Linked DNA regions of Homo sapiens: region 2 is linked to region 1. A link is an interaction called in ENCODE POLR2A ChIA-PET data of the cell type or tissue named here. Cell type or tissue: GM12878. All regions are shown on one strand. Each heading gives the region's core, and the rest is flanking DNA. Links, peaks and the distances in the headings are about the cores only.

Evidence for each region. ChIA-PET counts read pairs that join two places held together with the same protein. Peaks named below come from ENCODE experiments on the same cell type or tissue, not always from the same donor. Only the 100,000 strongest peaks of a DNase experiment are listed, where the experiment ranks them.
Region 2: POLR2A ChIA-PET joins it to region 1 with 10 read pairs; 4 of 35 experiments call an interaction of 5 or more read pairs at or near these places.

The regions. Positions count from the first base shown.
Region 1 is chr3:32,429,485-32,441,356 of GRCh38, forward strand. All of the region lies in intron 1 of CMTM7 (CKLF like MARVEL transmembrane domain containing 7), which reads left to right. Among named protein-coding and RNA genes, the nearest start is that of CMTM7, 44 kb to the left of the region's middle. RefSeq lists an enhancer at 7,131-7,812. In GM12878, for the core only: no CTCF peak of the experiment used is centred there; a DNase peak (open chromatin) is centred at 3,647; H3K4me3 peaks cover 813 bases; H3K27ac peaks cover 1,050 bases.
Region 2 is chr3:32,485,482-32,501,821 of GRCh38, forward strand. CMTM6 (CKLF like MARVEL transmembrane domain containing 6) reads right to left here. Exons shown (of 4, transcript NM_017801.3): 2 at 6,229-6,405; 3 at 2,457-2,555. Among named protein-coding and RNA genes, the nearest start is that of CMTM6, 9.2 kb to the right of the region's middle. In GM12878, for the core only: no CTCF peak of the experiment used is centred there; a DNase peak (open chromatin) is centred at 8,700; H3K4me3 peaks cover 251 bases.

The DNA.
Region 1 (11,872 bases), core at 1-8,000:
GTTTCACCATGTTGACTAGGCTGGTCTCAAACTCCTGACCAAGTGATCCACCTGCCTTGGCCTCCCAAAGTGCTGGCATTACAGGCGTGAGCCATCACGGCTGGCTGGAGCAGTGTATTTTTTTTTTTTTTTTTGAGACGGAGTCTCACTCTGTCGCCCAGGCTGGAGTGCAGTGGCGCGATCTTGGCTCACTGCAAGCTCTGTCTCCCAGGTTGACGCCATTCTCCTGCCTCAGCCTCCCGAGTAGCTGGGACTACAGGCGCCCGCCACCACACCCAGCTAATTTTTGTATTTTTAGTAGAGACGGGGTTTCACTGTGTTAGTCAGGAAGGTCTTGATCTCCTGACCTTGTGATCCACCCTCCTCGGCCTCCCAAATTGCTGGGATTGCAGGCATGAGCCACTGCGCCCAGCCGAGCAGTGTATTTTTAAAAAAATGTTTTATGGAAAATTTCAGCTATGCACAAAAGTAGAGAGAATAGCACAGTGAACACTTGTGTACCTGTCACCCGACTACAACAATCATCAACTCATGGTCAGTCCTTGTGGAGCTGTGGTTCCACTGCCATGTTATTGTTTAACAGCTTTATTGAGATACAACTTAATATCAAAAGAGTCGTTCTTTTTAAGTGTGTGCAATTCAGTGATTTTTAGTAAACTGATAGAGTTGTGCAGCCATCACTGTAATCCAATTTTTGACACTTCTGTCACACCCCCCCCAAAAGATCCCTCGTACTTGTTTGCTCCCATATTGTTGTGAAGCAGATCCTGCGCTGTTTCATCTCATCTGCAATCATTACATAATGTGTATAAATTGCTGGCCAGCGTGTCTGCTTGTCATGGCGGTGCCTGCTCAGGCCATCCCCATTCTGCTTATGCCTTTATAAAATCACATGTGTTCAGGGCTGCTCCCTATTACAAACCCCAGAGAGCCTGCACTGAGCCTGCTGGCCATTTTTACTGTTGAGAATTCGATTCAACCCCAGATTCAGTTCTACATGACTTATTGACATCCTACTATGTGCTGGGCACTAGGGACACCACAGTGAATCCATGTAGTCTCTGCTGTGTGCACTTAAGGTCAGACTGTACACACAGTTGATGATGCAGTGGGTCAGAGGCAGCCTCGATGGGATGTGCGCTTAGTAGCCTGCTTGTCTCCAACTGAAGCATCATTCTGGCCTGATCTACATCTGAATGTGTGTGTGTGTGTGTGTGTGTGTGTGTGTGTGACACAGCTCTCCTGATGACCCTTTGCTTCTGAGTGTAAAGCCCCTACTTGTTTCAGGATGGACAGGAGAGAGTGAACGTGCTGCTGTCATCCCACGTGTTAGAGATAAGACTTTGCACCAGGGTGATGGTTTTGTGTTTCTTTACTCACCTCTCCTCTAGACAGTACGTGGAGAGGGAGTAAGAACATCGCCTAGCACAATGCCTGGGCCATAAAAGGATATAAAATTGCATTTGTTCATTCATTCACTTATTCAGCAAATATCTATGGAGAACCAATATACCATTCAAGGTTTCTGGCATGGGAAAACAACAGTGAACACAACAGATCATCATGGAACTTACGTTCAGGGGTGACAGACAGTAAGCAGACAGGTAAAATATACAACTTCCTGGGCAGTGATAAGGGCTTTGAAGCAGAATGATTGAATTGAGTGGCACCTACAAATGAGAAAATGTCTTTTTAAGAGGCAGAGGATAAAACTATATGTACAGTATGATCCCGTTTTTGAAAAGAGGAAATAGTACGTATGTGCTTGAAACATACAAACATGGAAAGAAATACCTCGAAATGCCAGGGGAGGTGGTTATCTCTGAGGAGTAGCATTATGGGTAATTTTTGTTTTCTTAAATAGACACCTGCCTGAATTAATTTCTATAATGAGCAAGTATTGATTCTATAATTGGAGTAACACTTTTTTTTTTTAAGCAAGAGACTTGACATGAGCAACATATCTAATGGGCTGAGCCTTGTGAGTTGGAGTCCCAGAGCCCTGCTGGCCAGTGTGAGGGAATCTGAGGCAGTGTTAAACTATGGACTTGCCTTCTGTCACCCAGCTCTCAGTGCTCACTCCCAGGTGGGACCAGACAGAATTTAGGCCCTCGACTGAAAACAGAGGCCAGAAGCTGGGACAGGGGGCTCTGTATACAAGCAAGTGCAGCCTGCAATGGAGCAGCATAGTGGTTAGGAACAAGGACTCTGCAGCTGCAGGCCAGGGTCCCAGGCCTGGCTCCTTAACCTGGCTGTGTGACTTTGAGCAAATTACTTGACCTTGTGTGCCTCAGTTTCCACATAAAAAGATGATAGTAGTACTTACCTCCTAGGACTGTTGTGATGAACTTAGTTAAAAATTTCAGGCCGGGCACAGTGGCTCACGCCTGTAATCCCAACACTTTGGGAGACCGAGGTGAGCAAATAACTTGAGGCCAGGAGTTCAAGACCAGCCCGGTCAACATTGCTGACTTCAGAGGAGACACCTCCTACCCTGGGGGTGGGTACAAGCTCAAACCACCGAGTTGTTTCAGCCCAAGCTCGCTTCTTGAGGCCTCCCTCTGGGATATGCTCCCTCTTCTGAGCCTTGGATTCAGATAGACCTGGATTTGCTTCTTGGTTCCACCATTTGCCATCTAGGTGATCTTCCTTGGGCAAGTGACCTGCCCTTGGTTCTCACTTTCTTTAGATCTGTGAATTGGGCAGAGTGCCACCTGGCCACAGTTGTGAGGATTAAATGTACCAGCATTGCACTGCCTGGTACCTAGCGGGTATTCAGTAGATGGTTGCCACTCCACTTGCCTCCTCCCACCACAGGCTTCCCAAATCACTTCCTGGCCTTCCATACCTTCTGCCCTGCCTCAGCGAGTGCTTCCTTCACCCCTGGGGGTTCCCATGGCCCTGACCCCCAGACATCTTCCCCGCCCATTCCTCTCTATGCTGTTCACTTTTGGTGACCACATGTCAATAACCAGTGGTGAGGCTGGGGTACCCTTTGGAGCCACAGCCTCTATGGTGCGGGACATCATTGCTATGGCAACAAGAGGCAGCAGCCCTGAAGAGGTGCCTGCTGAGCCGGGCTGCCTGGGTCCCAGCTCTGGCTCCGGATGCACTAGTTGTAGGATCAGCTCAAATCACTCAATGTCTCTGTGTCTCACCTTCCTTTTTGTACAGTGAGGAGAGTAATAGTGCCTACCTTGTAAGCTTGTGAGGATAAGATGGCCACACAGATGTAAGGCACATAGAGCTTGGTGCACGGTGAGCGTACAATCAGGGTTAGTGATTACTTTTGCTCTTCTTGTCATCCTAGGATTCATGCTGATAGCCATAGCAGATACCCTTCTCTTTGGGGTTCAACCCTCAATGCCCTGTGCCATCCCCACATTGTGTCAGCTGCCCTTGGTCCCCTCTGATGACCTACTCCTCCAGGGATTTTCTTGTGGAGATGACCGTCCACAGCCCCGTCCTTTCGCTCCCATGCCTATCTAAAGAATTATGTCCTCCTGTAGTGATGACAAGAGTGAGCAGCAGAAAATGCTCTTTTTGCAGTCTTGAAATTTAGTCAGCCCCAAAAGAAACCAGGAAATTGCGTCAGACACTGAAAGAGAAACAAGCTAGAGAAAAACCATTGCTTGTTGCAAACCAAAATTTGTGATTTCAGTTCAGTTCAACACAAGCACCAAACCACCAGGTTTGCTACACAATAAGTGTCAATTTTGCTTCTTGCCCTTTTGGATGCAGTGACATTTTTGACAAGTTGAGCTTTCTAGCCCGAACTTTCTAAATGTGATCCTGATGACCTTTGCCAGTGAAGTACGGTGGTGAATCAGTGATGTGATTGTGGTACAGACCATCGGTCTGGGCTGCACCTGTTGTGAGAAATCGGTTGGGGATGAAAAGAACATGGCCTGGCTTGAATAACAAGCAGAGAATGTTCTGGCCCCATCACGAGCCAAGAATCTGGAACCTGAATCCCTACATCACAGCCACACCCTGGTAGTCTGCCTGGAGAGCCTGAATGGCACCCTCCGGGGGCATTTGATGAGTACATTCTACCAAGTGTAAAGATGTTCTGAGGGCAGCCTCCAAAAGTCACCTCTTCTCCTGGTCACAAGGGACCTTGTGCTGGGTCCCTAATTGATGTTTGGCAAAAACACAGCATGGTTCTCTCCTAAAGGCCTACAGACCAGTGAAGGAAGGAGATGGGCTTTTTAAATGCAAGAGTGTCATGGAGCTGTCACAGAGGATGGCAGGATGAGCCCAGGAACCATTCATTCACCCAGTGTTGAAGTTGGCATTTCAACCAATGGGGAAAAAGTGAGCTGTCCAGAAGATAGGTTAATACAATCGATTGACTGATTGGATACAATCAGAACCCTACTATTTGCCCTAGTTCATGCCATCTACAAAAATAAATCCCAGGCTGGGCGCAGTGGCTCACACCTATAATTCCAGCATTTTGGGAGGCCGAGGCGGGTGAATCACCTGAGGTCAGGAGTTTGAGATCAGCCTGGCCAACGTGGTGAAATCCTATCTCTACTAAAATACAAAAAAAATAGCTGGGCCTGGTGGTGGGTGCCTGTAATCCGAGCTACGTGGGAGGCTGAGGTGGGAGAATTACTTGAACCTGGGAGGCAGAGGTTGCAGTGAGCCGAGATCATGCCATTAAACTCCAGCCTGGGCAACAAGAGTGAAGCTCCGTCTCAAAAAATAATAACAATAATAATACAAAAATAAATCCCAGATGACTAAAGAACTAAAAATTGTATGTATATTTTTAAAGGAAGCAAATATTTATTTTTAATGTAGGGGACTATTTTACTTATTTATGAATTAGGTTCTCACTTCGTCACCCAGGCTGGAGTGCAGTGGCCCAATCACAGCTTACTGCAACCTCTAACTCCTAGGCTCAGGTGATCCTCCAGCCTCGGCCTCCTGAGTAGCTGGGACTACAGGTGCATACCACCATGCCTGGCCAATTTTAAAAATTTTTTTTTTTTGTAGAGATGCGGGTCTCACTATGTTGCCCAGGCTGGTCTCGAACCCTTGGCTTCAAGTAATCCTCCTGCCTGTCTTGGCCTCCCAAAGCACTGAGATTACACCTATTGCCTCTTTTCTTTTCTTTTTTTTTTTTTTTTAAGTAATTTTGAGATAGAAAACAAGACACAAAACCCAGAAACTATAAAAAATGATGCATAGATTTGACTGTATAAAAACTTTTAACTTTAGTCAAACAAAAGACTAAAAATAAAGGCAAATGAGAGATGGAGAGAATATATTTGCAATGTCTATAAGAGACTAAGTAAGTTAGTATTTAGAATATAAAGAGTTCTTTGAATCCATAATAAAAATGGAAGCAATAGAAAATTAGGCCAAGAACGTGAAAAGGCAGTAGCCAATAAACATATGAAAAGATATCCAATCCACTAGTAATTAAGGAAATGAAAATTTAAATAGTACGATACTATTTCCATTCTTTTTAAATACTGTTAATCTGTGTTGGCAAGATTCCCTGTGGAGGGAGACAGGTATCTCTTTTGGATAACATTTTGGTAATAAACAACAAAATCTTAAACGTGCATATGCTTTCACTCAGTAATTTCACTTCTAGGAGTCTATCAGAAATATTCATACAGAGACCAGGCACGGTGGCTCACGCCTGTAATCTCAACACTTTGGGAGGCCGAGGCGGGTGGATCACGAGGTCAGGAGATCGAGACCATCCTGGCCAACACGGTGAAACCCCATCTCTACTACAAATACAAAAAAATTAGCCGGGCGTGGTGGTGCATGCTTGTAGTCCCAGCTACACGGGAGGCTGAGGCAGGAGAATGGTGTGAACCCGGCAGGCAGAGCTTGCAGTGAGCGGAGCTTGTGCCACTGCACTCCAGCCTGGGCGACTGGGAGAGACTCCATCTCAAAAGAAAAAAGAAAGAAATATTCATACAGATACAAAGAAGTACATCTAATTCTTTGCAGCGCTGTTTGTATTAATGAAAAACTGGAGATGTGCTGAATGCCCACCAATAAAAGATTAAGTAGGTCATTCTCCACCAGAGGCAATTTTGCCCCCCAGGGGACCTACAGCAATGTCTAGAGACATTTTTGGTTGTTGTAAGTGGGCAGTGGGTAAAGGCTGGCATCTCGTAGGTAAAGGCCAGGATGCTGTGATAAGACCACCTATAGGACAGCCACCTACAACAAAGAATTATCCAGCCCCGAATGTCAGTAATGCCAAGGTTGAGAAACCCTGGGTTAAATAAAGCCACTGCCATACTGGGGAATACTATATAGCCAATGAAAAGAAAAAGGTAAAATTATATTTGTATGACATTAAAGATCTCTAAGATGTATCATTTTAAAACTGCTTTTTTGAAACTTAATATGTGATTCTTACAATATAAGAAAACAAAACAAGTGGATTTTAAAACTACTAAATATCACTTCCCCTCCCCAGAGGCAAGTGCTGTTACCAGCTTCCTATGTGTCCTTCCAGAATTACCCCCAGCATGGACAAACATAGAATCTGGTTTTCGGTATGCTGCAAACAGGTGACTCTGCTGTGCAGTTACATTCAGAAACCAGTGGTGCATCATTGAGCTGCCCAAGGCCTGGAGCTCAGGACCCCGGACATATTTCCTAGATTATTCTCCCTCCCTTGGGTTTCTATGGCATTTTCATTTATAGATACAAAACAAAACTATGTGCTGGGGGGAATAGGAGCATGGGCAGGACTCTGGAGCAAGATTCTGATGTTGGTGAGTGAGACAGGACCTAGAGGAAGCCATGGGGCAGGTTTCTCAGCCAGTGGGTGTCAATGAGATTGCACAAAGGCTATTAGATGATGGTGACTTTAACAGGGAGGCACGGGTGAATCTCCTTACACTCAGTGCAAAATTCAGCCAAAGTTGGGAGCATACCACATTCCTCTTCCTGTCTGCCACTGCCAAGCAGTCATTTATGGGCCCACTAACATTTACAAATGCAGGTTCCAGGCACTGCATCCTCATCTGCATCTCTGACTTTCTGAACAAGCCTGGCTTTCATCTCCTGGGGATTTCCTGGAAAGCCTCTTAGAGTTGGGTCTGAGGCTTTTGATGTTAGCTTTCATCAGTTACTTCTCCTGCTCCTGCTTTCTCTCACTGAAGTATCATTCCAAGGTCAGATGCAGGGACAGTGGGGTTGGGTGACCTACCAGCATCCAGTCCAGGGCTTCCAAAAGGAAAGGTGTCTGGTGCCATCTTTAGCCAGACACAGGCACACTCAGTGGACCAGACTTGGCAGAGGCACGAGGGCTCAGGTCTGCTGAGGAAATGTTCCCAAGCATGGGTGGCAGGAGACAGGGTCCTGAGACCACCAGACACCTCCCCAGCCCAATCAGAAGCCGACGTCTCTTGAAAACTGCCTCTTGAGTTTTCTGTAGAGATTTTTCATCGTAGACCTCAAAATCTCATTTCTTTCTGGAAGGATGCTCAGCCAGGCTGAGAACCTGGGCAAACTTTCTGGCACCTGGCTGGTTGCGGGTGTACACTCAAGCTGCAACCAGACTAGTTTGGTTCCAGAGTCCTCAGGGGACCATCACTTTTCTCAGATCATGTCAGCTTCCTTCATCTCTTGTGAAATTTAAACCCTCTGCTCCTTCCAAAAAATCATGTCTTCTTTCTAGTAAGAATTCTGACAGAATGGAGTCAGAAAGGACACAGGTTCCAGGGAGTGATGTTTCTTATCTGGAATTCTAATTCCAGTGATTCTGTGGTATCATGGCTGGTCTGTGGGACCCTTGCTTTGAGTTGAGGGCTCTTGCAGTGTTACTTTTAAACCCCTGGACATGGCTGGGCACCGTGGCTCACACCTGTAATCCCAGCACTTTGGGAGGCTGAGACGGGTGGATCACTTGAGGTCAGGAGTTCGAGACCAGCCTGACCAATATGGTGAAACCCTGTCTCTACTAAAAATATAAAAATTAGCCGGCCGTGGTGGTGCACACCTGTAGTCCCAGCTACTCAGGAAGCTGAGGCAGGAGAATCGCTTGAACCCAGAAGGCAGAGGTTGCAGTGAGTGGGGATAGCGCCACTGCACTCCAGCCTGGGTGACAGAGTGAGACTCTGTCTCAAAAGAAAAAAATAGGCCGGGCGCGGTGGCTCACGCCTGTACTCTCGACACTTTGGGAGGCCAAGGCATGCAGATCGCAAGGTCAGGAGATCGAGACTCTCCTGGCCAACATGGTGAAACCCTGTCTCTACTAAAAATACAAAAATTAGCTGGGCATGGTGGCGCATACATGTAATCCCAGCTACTTGTGAGGCTGAGGTAGGAGAATCCCTTGAACCAGGGAGGTGGAGGTTGCAGTGAGCTGAGATGTTGCCACTGCACTCCTGCCTAGCGACAGAGTGAGACTCCATCTCAAAAAAATAAAATAAATAAAATAAACCCCTGGACATTTATGTTAGATATTTTATTTTTATGACAGTTCAATATAAAAGAACAAACCGTTACGAGAGGAGCTAGAAGGCACCTTAAGAGGCAAGTGAACCCTTTGGACAGCATCACTTTGAAGTTACTCTACACAGAAACATCTGTCTTCCAGGAGCCTCCCAGCTGCTTCACTCCGTCCTGAAGTCAGAACCCCTACCTCCAGTCCTCTCTGAATTCAGGCGTGTTTGTGCATTTGCTTTTCTAACTGGGAACACGAAGACACCTGAGAGGGTTGGAGCTGGCGGGAGGAGGGCAGGGATAAACACCCCAGCGCCTTTTCCCCACTATTGTCTTGTTCTTTCTTCCACTTCACCTTTGCTTTCTTTTTTAACTTGTATATTAAGTTCAGGGGTACTTGTGTAGGTTTCTTATATGGTAAACTTGTGTCATGGGAGGGGGTTGTTGTACAGATTATTTTGTCACCCAGGAATTAAGCTTCTAAATAATTCAGGGGGCCCCAGCATTTGCAGAAGTTACCTACTGGCTTTAGAAGAATTTCTGAAAAGTTTGATGTCAGTCAAATCTTTTTTTTTTTTTTAACTTAATATGCTGGCTAAGATGCTGGCTATTTAAAGTTGGAATGAATGAATCCCTGGGCAAAAAGGAAGCTTTTAGGAGCACGCATAAGCACACACCATACTCTGGCTAAATTAGATTTTCTAAAATTGGGCTTTCCTAAAGAAAGTCATATGGTAGATGGCCATAGGCCCAGTGAACCGAATTCAGAAAGTGTTATTTCATGAGCAAGTTTCCCAGAAAGGTTCGAGATGTTTCTGATAGAGCAGGAATGTACTTCCTACTACACAGTACTCAGCCCTGGAGGCTCAGAGCAGGAAGACCTGACCTGCACAGGCCCCTTTTGTTGGCTGGGAAACTTCCACATCCCTGTGTCACCATGAAAAAGAGCTAACTTTGTCTTCAACGACGAGTTGGAAAATTATTTTAATCTCTGCATTAAACTAGATGCAAAATTGCCTCTCTACCTAGGAATCACGCTGCATAATCCCACATTATCTGCATTTTCAGTCATGCCTTGAATAATGATACTTGAGTTCTTGAGGAGGTCATTGTGGGGCTGGGAAGACCCCTAGACTTCCCCATGTAGATGTGGCCTGGAAGTAAGACTAACGTAGCAGCAAAGCCCTGGCGATCATGCACACTCCTGAGTAAGGCAGAGGTGTGAATCATTATATCACCATGGCTGGCTAGCTTCAGAGGAACCGAAAAAATGAAAACACTTGCGTTGCTCATTAGCAAAGGGAAATACACAAATGTTGAGGGACTCTTTGTGTCACAGCCACACTCTTCTGTTTCGATCTGGTAAGCAGAGCACTCTCCATACCTGCTTCAAGCTTCCAGCTGAGAGTTCTCTTTTAGCTGTTGTACCTATTGCTGAGGATCTTGATAGTGGGCTAGCAACAAGGGGCTTTAGAAAATAAGAGCATTTCAGCATCAACTGTTTTAACTGGAGTAAGATCCATTTTGTGATTTGATTTGATTTTTATTTTTTTAGAGACAGACTTTCACTCTGTCTTGCAGGCTGGAGTGCAGTGACGTGATAATAGCTCACTGCAACCTCAACCTCCTAGGCTCAATTGATCCTCCCACCTCAGCCTCCCAAGTTGCTGAGACCACAGGTGCATGCCACCACGCCCAGCTAGTTTTTGTATTTTTTGTAGAGACAGGGTCTTGCTTGTTGCCCAGGCTGGTCTCAAACTCCTGGCTTCAGGTGATCCACCCGCCTTGGCCTCCCAAAGTGCTGGGATTGCAGGCGTGAGCCTGGGATGCCAGGCATGCACCAGGCCCCATTTTGTGATTTAATTCTCATTGTAGACTGACATTTTCTATAGCAGAATTTTTCAACAGTAGTACTGTAGTTGAGGGGCCACATTTGGGGCTGGAGATGGGTAACTCTTTACTATGGGAGCTCTCCTATTTATTGCAGGGTGCTTAGCAGCACCCTGGGCCTCTACCCACTAAATGCCAGTAGCAACCCCCATCCCCGCAAATTGTGTAAACCAAAAATATATACACACATTGCCAAATGTCCCATAGGACACAAAATCATATACCCATACGCTAACACACCCATACACTAACACCACACGCATACACACACACACACACACACACACACACACACACACTTTAAGACTCGCTGCTCTGGCCAGGCGTGGTGGCTCACACCTGTAATCACAGCACTTTGGGGAGCTGGGGCAGGCAGATTACTTGAGTTCAGGAGTTTAAGACCAGTCTGGCCAACATGGTGGAACCCCCTCTCTACTAAAAATGCAAAAATTAGCTGGGCATGGTGGTGCATACCTGTAGTCCCAGCTACTCTGGAGGCTGAGGCAAGAGAATCGCTTGAATCTCGTAGGCAGAGTTGCAGTGAGCCAAGATCATGCTACTGCACTCCAGCCTGGGCAACAGAGTGAGACTCCATCTCAAAAAAAAAAGAATCACTCCTCCATAGGAGAGAGGCAGTGTATAAAATAATCTTTTTTCTAAATTGGTTGTGCATTTTAAATAGATTCCTGGCTGGAAACAATGGCTTACGTCCATAATCCCAGCACTTTGGGAGGCCAAGGCAGGGGGATTGCTTGAGCTCAGGAGTTTGAAACCAGCCTGGGCCACATGGCAAAACCCCGTCTCTACTACAAATATGAAAATTAGCCAGGCATGATGGCACACGCCTGTAATCCTAGCTACTTGAGAAGCTAAGGTGGGAGGATGACTTGAGCCCAGGAAGCAGAGGTTGCAGTGAGCTGAGATTGGTTCACTGCACTCCTGCCTGGGGAACAGAGCCAGACTCTATCTCAGAAAAACAAAAACTAAATAACTAAATAAATAAGTAGATTCTAAGATTTTACACACATTGAATCCCGTGTGTTACTGGTTTGTTCCCTACATGGAGTAGACAGGTTTTCTCTTTGGCCTTCACGGAAGCTCAGACTGTTACTCATTCTACTTTCTTGTACTCATGCATTGCTAATAGTTTTCATCTGGTTATTAATTCAGTAGCAGGCCGTTAAGCATGTTCACTCGTGCTGAGATATTTCTTAGTGAGCTCTCACCACATGCCCTGATGGTGAGCAGCCTCACCTCTTAAACAGGATTCCTGCATGGTTGAGAACCCGTCCACCTTTCTCGGCTTGTTATGATCAGAGCTTACACTTTTGGGAGGTAGAACTGCATCTGACATGGAGGAACATGGTCCTTAGAGTCAGACAGACCTGGATTCAAATCCCACTTCTGCTTACAAGCCAGATAGCCTTGGACTGATGATTGAACCTGCATGCCTCCGTTTCCCCTTATGAACATGGGGATGATTTTGTCTACCTGGCAGGGTTCTGCATGGCCTTAGCGAGATCACGTATGTCAGACATCAGTAAATGGT
Region 2 (16,340 bases), core at 4,333-12,332, 60 kb after region 1:
ATAGTAATGTATTTTTATACAAATAAGTAGCCAGAGCTTTTTAAAATTAAAAATGAGTTAAAAAACTCATTATTTTATTGATCACCATCTCATACTCCTCTGCAACAAAAATGTTTCTAAACTGAAATTAACCATAAAGCCCTATTAAAACTTTGATTTTTCTCTTCTATTGGTTCATGTACCCATGAATAAATATTGCTTATTGCTAGAATGAATCAAGATTCAGTGTTAATTTTATTTCTATGTTTTGTTTTTACACATGTAAGTGCTAAGAAACTGTTGTCATATGAATAGATAAATATAGCCATGCAATTCTCTGAACTCCTTTTGAGTTTTCTATCATAAAATGCAGTTTTAATGATGTATTAGCTGACAACTCTATTAATTACAACTTCAATTTTGTTTTTGGTTTTTGAGATGGAGTCTCACTCTGTCACTTACACTGGAGTGCAGTGGCACAATCTTGGCTCACTGCAACCTCCGCCTCCTCGGTTCAAGCGATTTTCCTGCCTCAGCCTCTCGAGTAGCTGGGACTACAGGCGCCTGCCACCATGCCCGGCTAAGTTTTGTATTTTTAGTAGAGACAAGCTTTCACTATATTGGCCAAGCTGGTCTCAAACTTCTGACCTCCTGATCCGCCCGCCTTGGCCTCCCAAAGTGCTGGGATTACAGGCGTTGACCCACCACCCACCACGCCCGGCCTAACTTCAATTTTGTTAAAAACAAAGTATTAATTGGAAACCAGCTGACTTGCAAGATGATTTGTTGTCCAGTTGCTAGTCATTCAAGTTCACAGCACTGCTACCAGTCCAAGGCCATGATCCTTAATTTACAATTCCGAAACCCAAAGAACTACATTAACTCAAGGTTTTCATGATTCACTTGGCTCAAAATTGACACAAAGTAAGCCTATTTACATGGAGTAAGACTACTTAGTCTTTTCTTATCCCTTTTACTATAAATATTCATATGTTTTACTTCAGATATACCAATGTTAGATTACAGGGTACTGTCGCAGGCCCTCAAGTGGTGTTGTGTAATATAGCATATGTACAGCACTACCTTTCTAAAATCCAGAATATTCTGAATCCAAAAGAAAAAAATTCTGGCCCCAAGAATTTCAGAGAAAAATTGGATCTTTATTTTCAACTGTCTCTTTGTTGTACTCAAGGGTTTTTTTGTTTTACAATTCAGGGTAATCCACCATAATAAGTGATATGGCTTGGGTTTGTGTCCCCACCCAATTCTCATGTCAAATTATAATCCCCAATGTTGGGGGTGGAGCCTAGCTGGAAGTGACAGGATCATGGGGCAGACTCCCCCTCTGGCGCTGTTCTTGTAATAGTGAGTTACTGCAAGATCTGCTTGTTTAAAAGTGTGTAGCACCTCCCCACTCTCTCTATTCCTCCTGCTCTGGCCATGTAAGATGTGCCTGCTTCCGCCTCGCCTTCTGCCATGACTGTAAATTTCCTGAGGCCTCCCTTGCTATGCTTCCTATAGAGCTGTCAGAACCATGAGGCAATTAAACCTCTTTTCTTTATAAGTTACCCAGTGTCAGGTATTTCTATATAGCAGGGCAAGAAGGAACTAATCCAGCAAGATTCAGGACAAGCAAGTTTTTTTTCTTTTTGAGGGGCAAGGTAGGTGGCGACTGTGAATGGGAAGGTGGAAAAGTGCCGGTGAGACTCCTTCACCAGAGATAAATTCTCAGACATACAAGTTTTAAAAAAGATTACATATGGAGGTTTAAAAGCTGGAAATTAATTTCCTCAACACTATCTCTGCCTCATACTCCTTGAAAAGTCTGATGAAACTTTAAGGATATGTATAACCCACTGAAAACTGCTGTCTAGACCAACTTTTTTTTCTATTATTTTTTTTTTTCTTCTTATAGAGATGAGGTCTCACTATGTTGCTTGCCCAGGCTGGTCTTGAACTCCTGGCTTCAAGTGATTCTCTCACCTTGGCCTCCCAAAGTGCTGGGATTACAAGCCTGAGCCACGGCACCCAGTCTCAGAACAACTGCTATTGGTTCATTTAACAAACTCCATTACAATTTTACTTTTCCGTCTCCTTTTCTAGACTGAGTCTCTGAATCATTTCTCCCATATATTCTCCATACCTAGAAAACACCTGGCATGTAGGTGTGCATTTATTGAACTGAAAGTGGAGAAATATAAAATAATAAAGTCAATTTTACCACTTCCATTAGCAATAACACACGGTATGTGGAGTAAGTGGATTTTTTTTAAACAAAATTCAGTCAAATTCTATAGGCTCTAGGTTTTAAAGGCTATCATATTGATTTGCTTGTAGGTCTTCTATTCAAAATTACACTAAAAAGTAAGTTATAAGAAAAACAACTCTAACATGCTGTATAACTTGTCAAGTACTCTCCAAATTCCATATTTCTAAGGAAACAAAAATAAGCAATGTTAAAAATACAAGGTACTTACAATTGCAGCAATCTCAGCTGAAGTCCTGTCATGTGTGGAAACAAAAATGATGGATGCCAACAAAAACACACATCCTGTTCCCAAAGTAATATAAAAATCCTATGCATACATACAAAACACAAAAGGAATACAATACAGTTAGATTCATGGAAATGAACTTTTTCATTTTTAACTTTAAAAAGCTCTGGCTACTTACTTGTTTTTCTTGATACAACCCAAACTTACATACCCAAACTTCTAACTTTTCAATAAGCCTGGCATTCAATAAATACCCTGTAAAAAAACAGTATCCACACTGGGCTGGGATTATTGAGAGAACACATTACAAGATAAACTTTTAATAACAACAATCCCCTATGCCAGGAGAGGTGGCATGAGCCTGTAGTCCCAGCTAACTGGGACATTTTTTATTATCCAGTCCAAAAAAAGAAAAAAAAAAAAAAACAGTCCCGGAAAAGATCTCGTGTGTATCTCGTGCAAGTGTTTGTGTGTGTCCTCTTTTTCTCTGGGACATATTAAAATTATCTAAGCCAAAGCATTTATTACAATTCCATCTTACTTCCAGCAAAAAAGCATTTTTCTTTCCTTTCAAAGTATTTTATGGTAGGATGACATCTCTGAGAGCACTCCAATGCTTTGAAAGCACTTTCTAAAAGAAAGAATTTTAAAAACCACCCGTTATTAAATAGAAGTATGCCAATAGTGTGTTTTTTAGACACTGAAGCTTTCTGGAATAACACATTGCCTTCAACTGTTCCAAGTGGGTAATCTACAGTGAGCTTATATGATGAGTTTATCTACTACATAAAAGCTTCCATATCTTATCATAATGCAGCTTACAATCATGAGATGTTTCATGGGTTTCCAAGTGCTCTCTCAGGCATTACCTCACAAGGCTCTCATATGCCAACTGAAAACAGTAATGACATATATACTTGATTCAGAAAGGGAAACTTGGTAAAATGATAGCCACTCCAAAGGGTTTTAAGTCTGATACTTTTTGAGTTTTCTGAACTGCAAACTCCACTAAACCTAATATCAATAAAACTGGCCAGGCACGGTGGCTCACGCCTGTAATCTCAGCACTTTGGGAGGCCGAGACGGGCAGATCACGAGGTCAGGAGTTCGAGACCAGCCTGACCAACATGGTGAAACCCTGTCTCTACTAAAAATACAAAAAAAATTAGCTGGGCGTGGTGGTGGGTGCCTGTAGTCCCAGCTATTCTGGAGGCTGAGGCAAGAGAATCACTTGAACCCAGGAGGCAGAGGTTGCAGTGAGCCAAGGTCACACCACTGCATTCCAGCCTGGGCGACAGAGCGAGACTCCATCTCAAAAAAAAAAAAAAAAAAAATCAATAAAACTATTTAACACAGAATTCCTAAATTGTCAATCATTCACTTAACATTTATATAAAATGTAAGAGGTTTTCTTGCCGGGCACGGTGGTTCACACCTGTAATCCCAGCACTTTGGGAGGCCAAGACAGGTGGATCACCTGAGGTCAGGAGTTCAAGAACACCATGGCCAACATGGTGAAACCCTATCTCTATTAAAAATACAAAAATTAGCTGGGTGTGGTGGCAGGCACCTGTAATCCCAGCTACTTGGGAGGCTGAGGCAGGAGAATCACTTAAACCCAGGAAGCACAAGGTTGCAGTGAGCCGAGATCGTGCCATTGCACTCCAGCCTGGGTGACAAGAACGAAACTCTGTCTCAAAAAAGAAAAAAAAAAAAAGAGGTTTTCTCTGCTTCTAAAAGGTGTTTCCCTGTAGTACTTTATTTTTTAATCCTTTTGATTATTTCAAATTTATTACATATAAATATAAAATTCTATTTACTAATATTTGGAATACATTCAAGTTAATTGAAACAAGACAATCATTTTTAGACCATAATGTAGTGTTCAATAAACGGGTTCTAGAGCCAGTCTACCTGAGTTCAAATCTGAGCTATACCACTAATAAATGTAAACGTCCCAAAAATGTTGGCTACTGTTGTTCTTAATAGACTCCGACTGCAATAGCATGGGATAGAAGACATTCTCTCTTAAAAAATATTATTCCTTTGGGAGGCCGAGGTGGGCGGATCACCTGAGGTCAGGAGTTTGAGACCAGCCTGGCCAATATGGCGAAACCCCATCTCTACTAAAAGTACAAAAATTTGCTGGGTGTGGTGGCACACGCCTGTAATCCCAGCTATTCGGGAGGCTGAAGCAGGAGAATCGTTTGAACCCGGGAGGTGGAAGATGCAGTGAGCTGCTATTGCGCCACTGCACTCCAGCCTGGGTAACACAGCAAGACTTCTCAAAAAAAAAAAAAAAGTTATTCTTCTTTAGGCACCACCAGTACCACACACTCAAAACACATTCCTCTAAAACAGAAAACCTCTCTTGCATGAAAAAATATTTAAAACCTAAGTGTATTAATATGCAGACAGTAAAAAGTGATTTTGAAACCCTGCAAACAAACATGAAATCCTTATATTAGGTAAAAAGTAGAATATATGTTCTATGATTACAAATATTTTAAATTTTAAAACTATGAATGGAATAAAAAGACTTGAAAGGAATACAGCAAAATAATACAAAAGCTATTTTAGGATGGACTAATTTTTCTTTTTTCTCAGTATTTTTAAACCAGTATTTACTCTAAAATGACTTTTTAAATGCTCAAGTTTGATATAATAAAGGTTTTACTTTTTTTACGTTACACCATTATACTACACTGGACAATATTATAATACCATTTCTTGTCAAAATGATCAGTGTGCTTTAAACACTACAGATGCAGCATTAAAATAAAAACTAAACATTTCTAAAAATATTTTTATGGTGATATTGTTTCACTGTTAAGAAATGACAAAATGATTTCAATCTGTAATTTTTTTAATATAAATTTTTCCAGCCAGAATTTGGAATATATACATTTTTTTTTACACATTCAAACTATAAATCAACCAGCTCAGACACTTGAGAACTTTTCCCTAGTCCAAATCTTATGGCATATTAATCTGTAAAAAAGAAAAATGTCCAAAGACTACAAATATAATTAACAAAAATTCTAAGGATTATCTGTATCCTCTTAATATATATTTCATAAAACAAATGAGTCCTGTTGTCATTGTCATAGAAATTCCTATAGTGATGGCATTAGCCATGACAGCACCTCAAGATGGTAGGGCATTGGTTCTAACAGGATTCTGCTCCTAGCAAACTAACACAGGAACAAATGCATTCTTAATTCACTTATAGACAACTTTTCATAATACCATTAAAGCAAAATATAGGAAGAATTACATGTTGTTTTATTTTCCCCAATCACTGAAGCTTTAAGCTTTAAATGTTGTTTTATTTTAAAGCTCCAGAAATATTTCACATTAGTTCATTACTCTATCTCCAATGTCTAGCATATAAATGCCTGGCATATAATAAAGGCACACAATTAATAATTGTAGAACCAATGAGTGACACTCAAAAGTGAGAAATCAGAAGTGACAAAATCCTAGGCTTTTTTAAGTCTAATGTGAATTACATTAAACCACCAATAACTGTAAACTATTGGCAGTGTCTGTCACTCTCATTCTAATCTCACTTTCCCTCTCTACCATCCCCTTGGTAGGAAAAAATGAGGTGCTTAGAAGCAGAGCGAGTTGGAACAAGGGATACTGTCTTTTCATGTTGCTGAGTTTTGAAAACATTACTGCTTTGAACAATAAAATTATGCCAGATTACAAAACAGCTATTAATACAGGGATGATATTTTCTCATGCTTACCGATGATTTTACTTTTGTGGTATCAACTCTCTCATAAAATGGAGTGCAATACACAATCAGTATAAGGAGACTCAGAAGAAAGGCACTGCAGCTTACAAACTCAAAAAAATAAAGTCCTCCACATAAAGTACATTGTGATACAACTTCTTCACAGATGAAGGCCAGCAGAGACAGCAACTACAAATGAAGCAAAACATTTTACTTAAGTGTTTTTTCAGAGAATCTACAGTATTTAGAAAGCTGTTTCTGAATAATACGTTTACTCAAATATTTACAATGAGGAGACTATGGCAAACAAGATTAATGAATAAACCTTATCTACACAGAACTTACAGTTTGGCCGCCTTGAAGGAAATACAGGTAAATAAAGAATTAATTAACCTATCGTGTACTAATGCCAGCAAAGGGGAAATATATAATATTGTTATAAAAGCACACAGGAGAGACGCTCAACTGCGGGGTCAGGAAAGGCTTCCTGAAGGAGAAAGCTGAGACCTGAAGAACAGAGTCAGTTTGGGGGATGAAAGATTAAGGAAAGAAATTCCCAGCAGAGAAGCAGTATATAGAAAGGCCAGAAATGAGGGAGCATGGCACCTGCCCTCTGACCCAACATACAGACAACACACACCCCGACCTCCAACTTAACTGTCAAAGTGAGTCAAATCAACATGGCTTAAGTATAGAGTTTAAGGGAAGAGAATGGCAGCACAAAAATTAGTATATGAGGCTAGAGAGGTAAGCTGAGGCCAGATCTAAATGTCCTCGTTAATTAAGAGTCTGGATTTTAAAGTAAAGGTTGACAATGATCAGGTGTATGCTTTCAGTAGTTCTCACTGGCTACAATATGGAGAAGGGACCAGAGGTAAGGCAAACCTTGGGGCGGACATCCAACTGGGAAGCTGATGTAGGAAATCAGGGCAAATAATAGCGACTAGGGAGCAGCAATAGAGAAGAGTGGCAATCACTGAGAGATGCAGCAGAAGCTCTTATCAGACAAGATGCAAAAGCTCATATCAGACAAGATGCATACAAATAATATGGAACACAAGATAACACATGTGTACCTTAAACATTTTAACTTAAAAACGCACATTTATTAACAATCTGCTGAAGTGAGTATTTTCTTTATGGGTCTACTGACGAATTCCACATGTTTTCTGCATTAATCACTTTCATCATCTATGGACTACTACTTCCAGACTGATGTTATCTGAAGTGAAGTGAGATCTTAAACACTTGAGAAACAGAGTTCAGAATCTTTCTAGAGTCAGACTATTTTACCAGCCTTTTACAGTTGCCTTGCTCTTCCTTAATTCCATGGCAGATAAATCTTGTAGTAAGTTATCTTTCAGTCTTTCCAAAGCATTCAATTTAGTTTTAAAGAAACAATTCATTTTAACACTCAGTTTCAGCTTTGTAATATTTAACTGTATGGCCATAAAAGTATAGTTAGCATAAACCAGTATGGGAACAACACAACTCAACTGATGACAGAAGCAAGAGTTCTAGAGTGCTAATGAGATGCCTACTGGCCATGGCAGGCTGTGGGTGACTGGTGTGAGGTCAGGATGCTTGGTATGGTGAGTGGAGAATGTTAACTCTGGTTAAATTGGCAACTCAATTACACGCAAGTGGGTTTTAACTACTTCCAACTGCTGTATATGTGGTACTAACATACTGGTCCTCACTGAAAAAAGAGTCAGGTTTTTTTCTTTTTAAAAGGCAAGGGTGCTAGGGAGAGAAGAAATTCAGTTTTAAATATGCTGTGATTGAGGAGGTCTGTGGAAGAGTTTGGTGAAGATGTAGTTGGAAAGCAAATGAATATAAGGTCTGGAGCTCAAAGGAGAGGTCTAAGATGCAGATAAAGATGTGGGAGCTGGCAGAGTGGGAGGGTGAGATGACTCAAATGAGGAAAGATAGCCTTATGTGGAAATCTGAGGAATCTGAAGATTTACGGGATATGCAGAGGGGAAGAAACCAGCAAAGGACAACTAGCAGCAGCAATCAAAGGGGTAGTAAACAAGAAAAAAGTATTTACACACACATGCACAAACACACAAGTAATCAAGAGTGCTAAATGCTACTTAAAGGTCAAGTAAGAACAACACTGAAACACCTACCTTAGACTGAGCTATAAGAAGGTTGCCAGTGACATTAGCAAGAAAAGTTCCAGGGTAGTCAGGGAGAGAAGCTCGATTACAATACTGTATATTGGGAAGTAAGGGGAGGGTAAGGCAGTGAAGGAGAGACAGCATAGGCAATAAGTGTGGCTGGGAAAGAATGGCCAGATAGGGCAGTAGTGGATGAGGTCAAAGAGAAGGGAATTTCAACATGGGAGAACTGAGCATGTTTAAATACTTAGGCAGAAACCAGTAAGATGGGTGGGTCTAAAGACATAGGTAGAAAAATGGCTCTCTAAAGATAGGATTCAGGGCTCAGGTTTGGGGCTAACTCTTCTCTAGAAATAGAAGGGAAGAGAGTGAAGAAGAGTATTTTGCTTGGGCAGTTTGTGTGGGTTTTGTGGAAGCTGAGGGAATTTCCTGCTGAGGGCCGAAACCATCAAAATGACTGATGACCTAAGTCAGAGGCTAAAGGGAATTCCCTTCTCACTCCAGTCAGGCCAGTAGAAGCAACCAGACAGGTTAATGGCAACAAGATTGCTACCAAAATCAACAGATACATTTCATAGTAATAGTAAATATCTTATCCTACAAAACATTTTCATTAAAAAGGGACAAACAACAGTTCAGCGGTTTCTTTAAAAACTAAGCATATATCTACCATATGACCCAGAAATAGAACTCTTGGGCAACTATCTCAGAGAAATGAAAACTTAACATTTGTACAAAAACCGGTACGTGAATGTTTATAACAATTTTATTCATAGTAGCCCCAAACTAGAAACATTCCAGATGTCCAATGGTTAAAACAAACTGTGGTACATCCATACCATGGAATATTAGCAATAAAAAGGAGCAAACTTGATATATGTAATGTCCTAGATGAATCTCCAGAGAATTATTCAAAGGAAAAAAAAAATCCAATCTCAAAAGGTTACATATTGCATGATTCCATTCATAGCCCATTCTTAGAATAATAAAAATAATAATGATGGCTAACAAATTAGTGGCAGCCAAGAGAAAGGGGAAAGGTGTGGCTACAAAGGGGTAGCACAGGGAAGCCTCTGCTGATGGCACAGTTCTGTGTCTTGATTGTGGTGGTAATTATAGAAAGCTATCCACATGGTAAAATTACATAGAATTACACACACATGCACATACAAATGTGGGACCTCCCTGTACTTTTTTTTTTTGCAATTCCTGTGAATCTATAATAATTTCAAAATAAAAAGTTAAAAAATAGTAATTCAAATCTATACTGGTATCCAAACCTTTAAGGGATTTCCTCTCCCTTCTACTGGCTATACAAAATGTATACATCCCCACAACTGCAAAGAATTTATATAAAAGAAAAAAAATAGTCTAATTGTAACATGAATGGTTACATTCTCTGATTTCCTGTAAGTTAGTGAAGCATGAAATAGCCCAGCATGTCCCAAACAACTTCCTTCAGACAGGTGTTAGGTAAGGCATTCCCAATCATTACACCACAGGATATAAAGTGACAACACCAAGATAAATCCCAGAGGGCCACTGTGTAAAGATACTTCCTTAGTCTCCTATAATCATACTTACAGGATGAGTTCTAACATGACTATAGTCTAATAAAATACTAAATATCTAACATTTCACTTGCCTTTTTCTTGCCTCTATGTTAAATCTTGTCCAAGTTTTAAAAGTTTCTCTCTGAGAAATTTACAAAATATACCTCGGTTGTATAAAAGTCAATTAACTGAGAGAAGATACCAGCCTAAAACTCTAATTAGGGTCTGGGAATAGCTGAACCACTCATTTTACAATTAGACTATTAGGCACACTCATGTGTGAAGGCTATATGGCAATAAAAGGTTATCTGTAGGACAGACATAGGCTGCTTGTCTACTTTCAGTAAAAAAAGACAGGATCCAGCTTGTCCAGAAGCAGTCAGTCTCAAGTCATTACAAGTCCTATTCCAAACGTATTAACAGGTGGCATTCCTACTGACCTTACTGACCTATTGCCTCAGAGCAATAGCAGGAAGCAGGTTCTGCCTGGACATCTTAAGAGAATCAAGGAGTACAATATTAAGTATGGACATCTGGCAGGGCACAGTGGCTCACACCTGTAATCCCAGCACTCTGGGAGGCCAAGGCGGGCAGATCACTTGAGGCCTTCTGGCCAACCTGGTTCAAGACCAGCCTGGCCAACATGGCAAAACCCCATCTCTACTAAAAATAGAAAAATTAGCTGGGCATGGTGGCGCATGCCTGTAATCCCAGCTACTTGGGTGGCTGAAGCATGAGAATTGCTTGAACCCAGGAGGCAGAGGTTCCAGTGAGCCAAGATGGCGCTACTACACTCCAGCCTGGGTGACAAAGCGAGACTATCTCAAAAAAAAAAAAAAAAAAAGTGTGGACATTTACTAGCTCCCATCTCAAGTTAAAGGCCAACAAATTGGCACTACAAGCTATAGTCAATATGAAATTCTGTCGGCCAGATGCGATGGCTCACATCTGTAATCCCAGCACTTTAGGAAGCCAAGGCGGGAGGATTGCTTGGACTCAGGAGTTTGAGACCAGCCTGGGCAACATGGTGAAACCCCATCTCTACCAAAAAAAAAAGAAAAAAAATTCTCTGCCTACCCATCTCTGAGGCTACTAACCTTTGTAAGCTCCCACAGCATTATGCAATTGCTAGCTCAAAGTGTACTTGAACTAGCAACACTCCAACACTGTTCTACGTATAGGAAGATACAAATGATGGAGTAATAAGCTCAATGTACAAGAAACAATAATAACAATATATTTTATACCACATTAACTGAGCATTCATTATATGTAGGTTAGAAAATCTCAAGAAAATGTTCGAAGGAGCCGGAGAAGGATGAGTGGAAAAGCAGGACTCAAACCAGGCAGAGACACAAACAGAACCTGGATAGACAGAGGACATTCTAATTCTAGGTGGAGGATGAAAAAGAACATATTCATAAGGGCAAGAATTTGCATAGTAAATCCAAAAATGATAATAAGGCAACTGACCTAACTGGATGGGGATGAAGAAAAAAATGGTTTAGGAGTTGGGTGTGGTTGTGTGATGATCATGCAAGGGAATATGGATGTTTAGATGAAGGCAGGAGGGAACACCTGTCTGGTTTAGTAGGTTAGAAAACAGGAGGAACAGAGGATTGGGTGGGGCCTAAAGGAATTCTACAGTTCCGAGTGTAGGAGGGAAAAGAGCAACTAACTTCTTATCAGCAAGCCACAGGAAGTGTTTTTAAAAAAAGAAAACTCCTACACCGGGCGCGGTGGCTCACGCCTGTAATCCCAGCACTCTGGGAGGCCGAGGTGGGCGGATCACGAGGTCAGGAGATCAAGACCATCCTGGCTAACATGGTGAAACCCCGTCTCTACTAAAAATACAAAAAAAATTAGCCGGGCGTGGTGGCGGGCGCCTGTAGTCCCAGCTACTCGGGAGGCTGAGGCAGGAGAATGGCGTAAACCCAGGAGGCAGAGCTTTCAGTGAGCCGAGATCGCACCACTGCACTCCAGCCTGGGCAACAGCGAGACTCTGTCTCAAAAAAAAAAAAAAAAAAGAAAGAAAAAACTCCTTAAAAAGCAGCAAGTAAACATACTCCAAACTGTTACTCATACCGTGACACCTGGTAGTGTGAGGGGTGGGAAAGTGGTTTTATTTTAATATTTTTAGTTGATTTTTTTTTTTTTGGTAAGCAGACACTTTCTTGTATTAAAAAGAAAAAAGTGTAAAAGTTGGCCGGGCGCGGTGGCTCACGCCTGTAATCCCAGCACTTTGGGAGGCCAAGGCGGGTGGATCACGAGGTCAGGAATTTGAGACCAGCCTGGCCAACATAATGAAACCCCGTCTCTATCAAAAATACAAAAATTAGCCGGGCATGGTGGTGCACGCCTGTAGTCCCAGCTACTCAGGAGGCTGAGGCAGGAGAATTGCTTGAACCTGGGAGGCAGAGGTTGCAATGAGCCGAGACTGCACCACTGCACTCCAGCTTGGGTGACAGAGCGAGGCTTCGTCTCAAAAAAAAAAAAAAAAAGTGTAAAAGCTGAAGGAACAATTTCGAGAAATGAGTGGTCACCAGCATTAAATGCCAAAGTGGTCAAAAATAGGAAGAGAGAAAAAATGTCACTGAATTAGCTAAGAAATTCATGGTAAACATAACCCATAAGTAAAAAGGCTCAATTATTATTTTTTGGTAAACAGTTTTGTTCTTAATAGCATGAAGTCATCATACTAAATATTGCTTACTGAATATTAAGCTAAGTACTTAACAACTGTATACCCAATGTAACTCCTTCTAATGACATAAAATTTTACCCAAATATAATTAAGAGAATTATCAAGCTTTTAATGTCAGGAGGGCCCTTAGCGGATATAGTCTCCCACTCCCACGTTTACAAAGATGGAATTAAGCTACTGACAGGTTAAGCCCCAAGTTAGCTCGGCACAGACAAGAACCCAAGTCTCTGACTCCCACTCTGTACTTCCTCTCTCCCCATGAAATACTGTTTGTTAAATTCCTTTTACGAGTATGTATGTTTGTGTAGGTCTTCCCTGTAAGACTGGCTTTTTGAAGTTAAACCCACAGTTCTGTATATTTCCTTTAATGTATTAAATCATACATTAAAAACAATTTGCTAACATCAACAGATTTGGGAAGTCTCAGTGACTAAAACATGATCTTACAGTTCTGGTGATTTAAACACTGGATAATTACTATCCTGCCTCTATCTCTCCATTTCAGTTTCACTACCCCTTCTTTTTTTTTTTTTTTTTTCTGAGATGGAGTCTCGCTCTGTTGCCAGGCTGGAGTGCAGTGGCACGATCTTGGCTCACTGCAATCTCCACCTCCTGCCTCAGCCTCCTGAGTAGCTGGGATTACAGGTGCACGCCACAATACCCAGCTAATTTTTGTATTTTTAGTAGAGACGGGGTTTCACCATGTTGGCCAGGATGGTCTCTATCTCCTGACCTTGTGATCCGCTCACCTCGGCCTCCCAAAGTGCTGGGATTACAGGCATGAGCCACCGCACCCGGCCTCAGTTTCACTACCTTTTCTGAAATTTCAAGTGTTCCTTAAAACGGTCACTATATTAAATACGAATTCTCCATTAATTTAACAGTCTACTACTTATATTTTATAAAAAGAACTTTTAAATGTTTGCCATTAATTATAAAGCTCCATCTACAAAATGATATGAATTATAAATTAATGAACTTTACTATTAAAAACTTTGTAGTTATAAGTAAAGTTCAAATTTAAAAATCCATTGGTCTGAAGAAACAGGCCAGGCCTCCCTTGCCTTAGGCAAATATTTACTCTTACAAAGGTTCAGATATAATTTGCTGACATTACGGGATCTTCCTCAAGGTAAAAATAGAACATTTCAATTTACTATACATCAGTTTTCATATTTAAATAATGAAAAGAGCATCAATATAAGAAATGCTTCCAAGTAATCTGTTTCTTGGTACTTATAGGGTAACATTATTTATAATGTAATATATTGAAAAATCACTGGCGATTTCTAAAACTGCTTGCCAGATGAGCGACTAGAATTCCAGTACTGTGCAGCTATCAGGATAGTCAACTGACAGCATGGATACAATGTGGAGCTTGTTGCACAGAAAATTCCACATATTTAGGTCACTGCACCAGCGTATCAGCAAGCAATTAGGTTACCAAACGTCAATTCTCCCCTTAAAACAAAAACTCCCTCAAAAACATTCACAAAATAAAACATGAACATGTGGACAAATCTAAGGATAGTATAAACTGAAAAACTGCATAAAGTTAGGACTCCAGTAACTCCTTACACTAAATTCTCAACTGAGTATTTCTTCTTAAGCTCTGGAAGGGTGGATGGTAGTTGGGGGATGCTTAGGGTTTTAACAAAACTTAGGTCATATCTAAATGGCAGACACAGCTATGTTAACTTCAAGAGATAGAGAAGTTACGTTCTTTTATCTCTAATCTCCTCTGTGTACAGGCTCCACTCTCTATCCCTTCAATATTCAATTCAGTTCTGTAATAGCAAACCCCATGGAGCCTCAGAGGTTTGAAAAAAAAAAAAAAACCTTAAGAGTGCAAAGAACCTCAGAGGTAATTCAATTCAACCTCCGAAGACTCTAATGTAAGAATTTCCTAAGTATATACACAATGTCTGGTTTTTAAGTTTTAGAGCAGGCTTTTCTCTTGTAGGATCTTTGAGATTCTGTTAAGATTTATGGGTCCAGAATAATATACTCAAACATATAAGTGTACAATATTTTGAATAAAATTTCACAGGGTTTGCAGGTCCCTTGTTAAAACACCTCCTCTTCTGATTACGGGTTTCTCCATTACAGTTGTTTCCTTACTGGAGCTCGCAATTCTGTTTAGTTTTTTAAAAAAATTAAACATTTAAAGTAAAACAACCAATCTATCTAAAGGAAGAATTTGAGTTAAGGCAAAGACCTTGCCTATAGCCCCAGGCTGGAAGACAACTTTTACCGACTTCATATGTAACCTTCTTGGGACTTGCTGGATAATTCCTGTAATATACTGTTACTGTGAAGAGATAAGACATTATCAAAACAAACAAAGGAACAAAAAGACAACCATCAAAGTGAAAGGCAGTAATGAAAAAGTACTTTTAAATCTCCACATTAAAGAAAGCATTCCTGTAACATGACAATTTCCCCATAAACAAATAAATGGATTTCATAAAGAGATATTAGTTTTTATTTTTTCTCCATTTCTTCTTATGAATGATGGAGAACTAATAATAGTCTAACGATCTTTTAAGGCAAATTCATCTTCTCTGTGTCCAAGTATAACATTTACCACAAAAATTTCTGGTTGTGTTCCATGTTTTCTTCTATAACAGCAATAAGGAAGGAAACTGGTTATGTTCTATTCCAAAGATACGAAACTACAGTTTACTAAACTATAAGAAGGTAATCAGAAAATTTACTTTAGCTTTGCCACTTTTTATTAGAAAGAAAATAATAAAGGCAACTGAAAACAGGAGATTTTGTGGGCAGCAAACCAATACAGATGATTTTTTTCGAGCAGCAAGAATGCTTCAGATGGGCTGGGCGCAGTGGCTTACGCCTGTAATCCCAGCACTTTGGGAGGCCCGGAGGGCGAAAATCACCTGAAGTCAGGAGTTTGAGACCAGGCTGGTCAACACGGCGAAACCCCGTCTCTACCAAAAAAAAAAAAAAAAATCAGCCGGGCATGGAGGTGCGTGCCTGTAGTCCCAACTACTCGGCACGAGAATTGCCTGAACCCGGGAGGCGGAGGTTTCAGTGAGCCGAGATTGCGCCACTGCCCCCAGCCTTGGCGATAGAGCAAGACTCGGTCTCAAAAAAAAAAAAAAAAAAAGCTTCAGATGAATATTCTTTTCTGTTCTAAAGAGTTCTACTATTCACGTAGAAAATTTTAGCTTTACTGCAGAGAAATACAGCTAATACCTAAAAATCATCATGTGACAGCTGACAAGAGAAGAGAAGGAAGAAGGAAGAAGGTAGAAGGAACAGCTTATGCAAAGGAACAGTGGCAGGAAAGAGCCCCTGATGCCTCGTAATAAATTAAAGGTGGCCAGTGTGGAACCACCTAGAGGGAGACTGGGAGAAAGATAAGGCCAGATCCTACTGGGTTCCATAGGCCACATTATCACTTGCTTTCAAATGATTTCCCAGTCATCAGCAGATGTGATCATTTTGATCGCTAAACAGCAGTGCCGATTTTCCGACTTCTGTTTTTCTATTCAATAAAAGTAGGTCACTAGAGTTCTAAGAATTTAACTTCGGGTCATTTGAGTTGTAAGAATTTAAGTTCTTTCCAAGGAAACCAATGAGCTAATTTTTACTTAGAATGGTTAAAAAACAAAACAAAGTAAGACAAAACTCATAAACATCATAAGCATTCGGATTTTTCCTAAACTGGTTCTATTGCAGAAATAGAACCTAAACTGTTTCTATTTTTCCTAAACTGGT